2 separate regions of the Homo sapiens genome follow, and region 1 is linked to region 2. The links are chromatin contacts, found by Hi-C or POLR2A ChIA-PET in ENCODE. All regions are on one chromosome and are shown on one strand. Each heading gives the region's core, a stretch centred on a gene start or an enhancer-like site at or near the end of the contact. The rest is flanking DNA. Distances are from core to core; before and after follow the strand shown. Region 1 has its middle 55 kb from the start of UGT2B10. Region 2 holds the start of UGT2B10 (UDP glucuronosyltransferase family 2 member B10).

What was found. Hi-C counts contacts between places; a loop is a spot of excess contacts on that map. ChIA-PET counts read pairs that join two places held with the same protein, here RNA polymerase II (POLR2A).
Region 1: a loop to region 2 is called in a map of Caco-2, with 7 times the contacts of the local background. The contact joins the enhancer-like site here to the promoter of UGT2B10 in region 2. A Hi-C loop is called at or near these places in 2 of 168 maps with a recorded cell type or tissue (Caco-2 and HepG2) and 1 of 37 single-sample maps with no recorded cell type. POLR2A ChIA-PET finds 5 or more read pairs at or near these places in 3 of 52 experiments (Caco-2 and HepG2).

What each region holds. Positions count from the first base shown.
Region 1 is chr4:68,869,283-68,872,616 of GRCh38, forward strand. It overlaps the pseudogene LOC101930041. Among named protein-coding and RNA genes, the nearest start is that of UGT2B10, 55 kb to the left of the region's middle. Within about 2 kb of position 2,018, at least 2 of the 41 ENCODE cell types and tissues checked have a DNase peak (open chromatin) inside an H3K27ac peak, as active enhancers do.
Region 2 is chr4:68,814,545-68,817,711 of GRCh38, forward strand. UGT2B10 (UDP glucuronosyltransferase family 2 member B10) reads left to right here and starts at 1,450. Exons shown (of 6, transcript NM_001075.6): 1 at 1,450-2,193. The coding sequence starts at 1,476. It also overlaps the pseudogene LOC100422189.

The sequences.
Region 1 (3,334 bases), core at 768-3,267, 55 kb after region 2:
GTGGAGTGGGAAGTCAAGGGTCTTACAGCCTTCAAAGCTGAGAGCTTCGAACAGAGATTTACCCACACATTTATTGACAGCAAGCCAGTGATAAGATTTACTAAAAGTATTCCTTATGGCAAATAAAGGGATGGGCCGAAATAAAGGGATGGGCTCTGGCTAGTTATCTGCAGCAGGAACATGTCCTTAAGGCACAGATCGCTCATGCTATTGTGTGTGGTTTAAGAATGCCTTAAGCGGTTTTCTGCGCTGGGTGGGCCAGGTGTTCCTTGCCCTCACTCCGGTAAACCGCAAACCTCCCAGCATGAGTGTCATGGCCATCAAGAGCATGTCACAGTGCTGCAGAGACTGTTTCTGGCCAGTTTTAGGACTAGTTTATGGCCAGATTTTGGGGCCTGTTCCCAACATTTGCCTTTGTATGTCTGTTATGTCTATATATTACTTGTGTCATGTGGAAGTGATATTTCAATATCAAAATATATGAAAGAGCTCTAACCAACTGACTTAAAGAAAAGTTAATTGCTTATCACACTAATAAAAGCTAGCTTGGATACCTTTGAGTTCACATGACTATAGCAATATTTGGTAACATTAATTTGGAAAATTTAATCTCAAATTTCTCTCCAATAGTTTAAAATCTGAGTCATGTTATGTTAAATTAAGTAATCCTCAGTATGGTCACTGAGAATTTAGGTTACAAAGAGTTAAAATAGTTGTAGAATAAAAAGTTTTTTTGGGTGAGGTTTATAAAAACAGAAGGATGTGATTTTTGCTATTGAAAATGTAATTTTTTTTCTTTATGTTTTATTATACTTTAAGTTCTAGGGTACATGTGCACAATGTGCAGGCTCATTACGTAAGTATACATGTGCCATGCTGGCCCACTGCACCCATCAACCCATCATTTACATTAGGTATTTCTCCCAATACTATCCCTTCCCCCTCCCCCTACCCCACGACAGGCCCCAGTGTGTGATGTTCCCCACCCTGTGACCAAGTGTTCTCGAGGCTGAGTCAACTTAAAATTTATATATATACATATATATATATATATATGTATATATACACATATATATGTGTGTGTATATATATATGTGTATGTGTGTGTATATATGTGTATGTGTGTGTATATATATGATATATATGATATATATGATATATGATATATATGATATATATGATATATATGATATATGATATATATGATATATATGATATATATGATATATATGATATATATGATGTATATGATATATATGATGTATATATGATATATATATCATATATATATATGACCAGATGGATAAAGAGAAAAGTGAAAACTCAGGAAATAAGAAACTTTTGACTCTCAGGTGGCTACATGGTCTCCCATCTTCAAAAGCTGCAGCTGGGCTGCATTCAGTTACCAAAGGTAAAAGTTACCAGTGGAATTTAGAGATGGATGATAGACATACTCCCAGGGAGTTAGTTCAGTGAATGCATAACAAAATGGAAACTAATAAGAAAACTACAAAATGTTAATTCCCTTGGTTATTGCTATCTGTAATCGCTAAAATGAAAGTAAAAGAGTGCGGAGTTTTGCCTTAAGGCTTGACCAAATTTACATGTGGACTCTCAGCTCAGGCCACTAGCTTCAAAGCTAGACACACACACAGGCACACACACACACACACACACACACACACACACACACACACACATCTTAAGCCAGGGCAACAAAGTTACCTTTGAGACCTGTAGTTACCAAGAAGATAGCCAATGCACTTAAATAGAAAAAGAAGTTAACTATTAAACCCAGAGGGTATAATGTAAAGAAATTGCTCCTTTGTAGAATAATATAATCAGTTTCCTGAGAAACGTTTACTATAATGGACTGGAAAAATAGCTACTTTAAGGGCAATATTTTTTATTTTAAATGCTACAGAATGAAAAAGCAGGGGTTTATGCAGGTCCCACAGCTCACGATTAAGCAATCACTGAGGAGTATATGTGACCCAGCTTCACAAGCAGCCCAGTGGACTGAATAATTGCCACCATAAGGTTTGATTACCCTGAGAAATGGACTGCCCAACTCACCCTGTAAAATTCCAGGTGGAGTTCCCCAGATGAAGCACCTGATATGCTTCATATGCAAACCATATGGAACTGGCTTTATGATGACCAGAATATTATTCAATTAAATATACCTATTACCCTGGTCATAGTAAATGCTATGGTTTAGGGGGACCCTTCTACCTGGGCATCCCAGGTGACATTACTCCTGCAGAATCAAAGAGCTGTTTGAGAAGCCTTCCCAAATTTGCTGTCCCCCATGGATCTTACCGATGTTATTAAAACATTAGGGTAATTAAAAAATTGGGCAAGGTAAAAGGGAGTCAAAGGACTCATCTATCATGGTGGAAATCTTTAGATGATTATTAAGAAATAAAATAAAATAAAAATTGATAGGGTAAAAACAAAGGCTTTTACAATGCTATAAAAGTGGGGTGAACAAAAGGGAGCCCCTGCTGATCTTCAAACATTATAGGGACCTACACCAGTTTTTTTGTATTTGCCTTAGATTGGATTTTTTTTAAAGCAAAGTTTGTAATCTAATGGGAAAGCTGACATTGCCTGCGCAATGTTGAGGCAAGTTTAGATAAAAAATTGATAAAAGGGCTTGAGTCTCTTGGATCAACCCTCTTCTGGGAGGGTTAATTTTTTACCAGAAAGGTAAATTGGTTTGAAGATAAAGAAGAAAAGCTCCTGGGATCAGAGCATAAAATTGTAAATGTTGAGAGGATTATGAAATTTGAGATGTTTAAACAGGTTATATGTAAGGTGGTTGTGATTCCTTTACCTAAATGTTTTATGAAAATGGGTATTCTATCTGAATGGGGGAGATTTTCCTGATGTAGTTGTATAAAGTTGAAGGCATGTAAACCTGCTCTTTGAAAAATGCTATTTGGACAGCTAAGTGAGTACTAGCTAAAGTGCTGGTTGAGACAAATCCTTCACTTCATAGCCCTTTGTGGAAAGTTTATTTGGGCTTATGGCAAAAGCCTGTGAGCACTTTCAAATGACAATTACTGGGACTTTGGACTAGAGAATTTCCACTTGAGAAGTATTTACAGCTTTGCTATGGGATGTTAACTGAAACTACTTCTATGCTAGCAGAAATAATGGTGACTGAAAGAGTTCCATGATAAAATAAAAATGGTTTATACAGAATCTTGCTACCTGGGATGCAAGAAAGACATATTTATGAACAGGGAGCCTCTTTTTCTCCTTAGGATGGACTCTGACTATGCGAGGAGCTGTTATATTCTACAGTGCTTAATAAAAAGCTCTCATA
Region 2 (3,167 bases), core at 200-2,699:
AAGAACTCTGTGGAGGACTTTCATTACCTCCTTCTGATGTAGCTGTTGTCATGTCAGAACTTAGTACCAAAATACATTTACAGAAAGATGAAAAATCTTTTGCATTTTCTTCATTTTAACTTTGCATTTGATAATTTTAACAAAAAGAAGTGTGATCAGTTTTACAGTGAAGTATTAGGTAAGTTAGTGGTTAATTTATTCCCTTTTCCCTCCAATATGTGGAAGGAAACTTTCCTTTCTTTGTGTCTGTTAGAGTGTGTTAATGAATTAAAATAGAAAATAACCTTTTTTGTTATTTGAAAGATGAGGTTTGGCAAGTTGGTGGAGACACTGAAACTCTCATACATTGTTGGTGAGAATAGAAAATTATTCACCCACTGTGAAAAAGTCTAGCAATTCCTCAAAAGTTTACACATATATTTACCACATAATTCAATAATTGCCTTTCTAGGCATATACCCAAGAAAAATAAAAACATGTCTACAGAAAGCATGTACATCAATGTTAATCAACGCTATTCATAATGGCCAAAAGTGGAAGAAAAACAATGTCCGTACACTGATAAATGAATGAATAAATAAATTGTGTTTATAAGTAGCATCTGATACTATTTGGCAATAAAAATGTGAACGCTATTTATAATGGCCAAAAGTGGAAGAAAATCAATGTCCATCCACTGAAAAATGAATAAATAATTTCTGCTTATAAGTAGCATCTGATAAAAAGCAATAAAAATGAAATCCTTATATACACTATTCTATGGATGGTCCTTTAAAAACATTAAACTAAATAAAAGTAGCCAGCCACAAAAGACCACATATTATATAGTTTCATTTATTTTTAAAAAGATCCTGAATAGGCATATTTGTAGAGGCAGAAATTAGATTACTGGTTGCCCAGTACAGTGTGGGTGCAGAAATTCAGGTGGGGAGATGACAGTTAATATACAGGATTTTTTTTTTTTTTAGATAAAACTGATTGCTATGTTGGATGCACAAGTCTGTGAATTTACTAGGAAATATTTAATTTTAAATAATCATTCATGAATCATATGGTATGTGAATTATACTTCAACAAAGTTTTACAAAATATTCCTTGAACCAAGATATTCAAAAATTCTATTTGCATTGTATAATTACTTCATCTCTCATTCTGTGTCAAGGGGCCTGCAGGACTCTCTCACTTGCCACTGTTCTTGACACTATTATAAAATACATTATATAAAACACGATATTTGCAAGGTCATTAAACTTAGGTGGATGACACCAAATATAAACATAAAAGAAACATCAAACATCCTTGAGTAAATATGAAGTAATCGAACTTTGTCTCCTTGCCATCCATGTACTCAGGATGCTCATATAATGTATTTACTTTGAATTGAAGGAGTTATGTTTTAACTTGATTGATTTATCTCTGTATATAAGTATGAGAAAGAAACAGTGACTGGAAAAGAATTATCACATTGCACAAGGATGGCTCTGAAATGGACTACAGTTCTGCTGATACAACTCAGTTTTTACTTTAGCTCTGGGAGTTGTGGAAAGGTGCTGGTATGGGCCGCAGAATACAGCCTTTGGATGAATATGAAGACAATCCTGAAAGAACTTGTTCAGAGAGGTCATGAGGTGACTGTACTGGCATCTTCAGCTTCCATTCTTTTTGATCCCAACGACTCATCCACTCTTAAACTTGAAGTTTATCCTACATCTTTAACTAAAACTGAATTTGAGAATATCATCATGCAATTGGTTAAGAGATTGTCAGAAATTCAAAAAGATACATTTTGGTTACCTTTTTCACAAGAACAAGAAATCCTGTGGGCAATTAATGACATAATTAGAAACTTCTGTAAAGATGTAGTTTCAAATAAGAAACTTATGAAAAAACTACAAGAGTCAAGATTTGACATCGTTTTTGCAGATGCTTATTTACCCTGTGGTGAGCTGCTGGCTGAGCTATTTAACATACCCTTTGTGTACAGTCACAGCTTCAGTCCTGGCTACTCATTTGAAAGGCACAGTGGAGGATTTATTTTCCCTCCTTCCTACGTACCTGTTGTTATGTCAAAATTAAGTGATCAAATGACTTTCATGGAGAGGGTAAAAAATATGCTCTATGTGCTTTATTTTGACTTTTGGTTCCAAATATTTAATATGAAGAAGTGGGATCAGTTTTACAGTGAAGTTTTAGGTAAGATTTTTTTCAATTAGTAACATGAAGCTCTAACTTATTTGTGTCTTTGAAGCACAACTTGCATAAAGCCATAAAGTCAGGGAAGTGGAGTTTTTGGTAAATGAATTTATGAAATGAAAATACAAGATGATCTACCAATCTCACAAATATTATAGAAAAGCTTAAATTATAGGGTCAGTGAAAACGCTGTGACCATCACTCATACAGAACACCCCAGGAAATCATAAACCTATATATTAGTACACCTAAGACTTTAAGCAATTATATATCTGTTTTACTATAGAATGTTTCAGATCTTAAAAACAGCAAGATCCGTCAAGTAACATCTAACCGAATGCATAGATTTAGAATGAGTAATTACACATTTTTCTACAACTATCTATATAACTGCAGAAATTTTTCCTTCTAAATCTCAGTTGTCTTATTTAGAAATTAAAAGATGTTCCCATGTTACCAGGAGGTTGTCTTCACAGTAGAGAGAGATAATGTCTATATCTCAGATGCAAAAATCAATAAGGGTAATTTGAAGTTTCAAATGTTTCTATACTCCTTCACTAAATAATTGGAAATCTTTTATTTAAAGTCCAATCATCTTGTTGAAGTGTGAAGGTTGTTATATCTATATAGTTTATTTGAAACTATGTCTCTTTATTTAAAAATACGAGACTGATTATGGTCGAGTACAGATCTCTATTTCAATAATTTCTCAAAAATTTCTAGCTATAATTTACAAATATTTTTACTTAATATTATTAAGATCTTAGCTTGGATCCAAATGAGTAGTTGGTACAATGATTTCAGCCATACTCACAAAATAGTCCACAGTTAACTTGAAGAACCAAAGATAAAAGGATTAGCTTAATGAGTTGTGTAAACTAGACTATTTGTTAGAAAATTGTTTCTATGGTTACTGTAGAATTAATTGATTATGGAGCTCAAAGATTTGTTTAAATATCTAGAGGCTACTATTG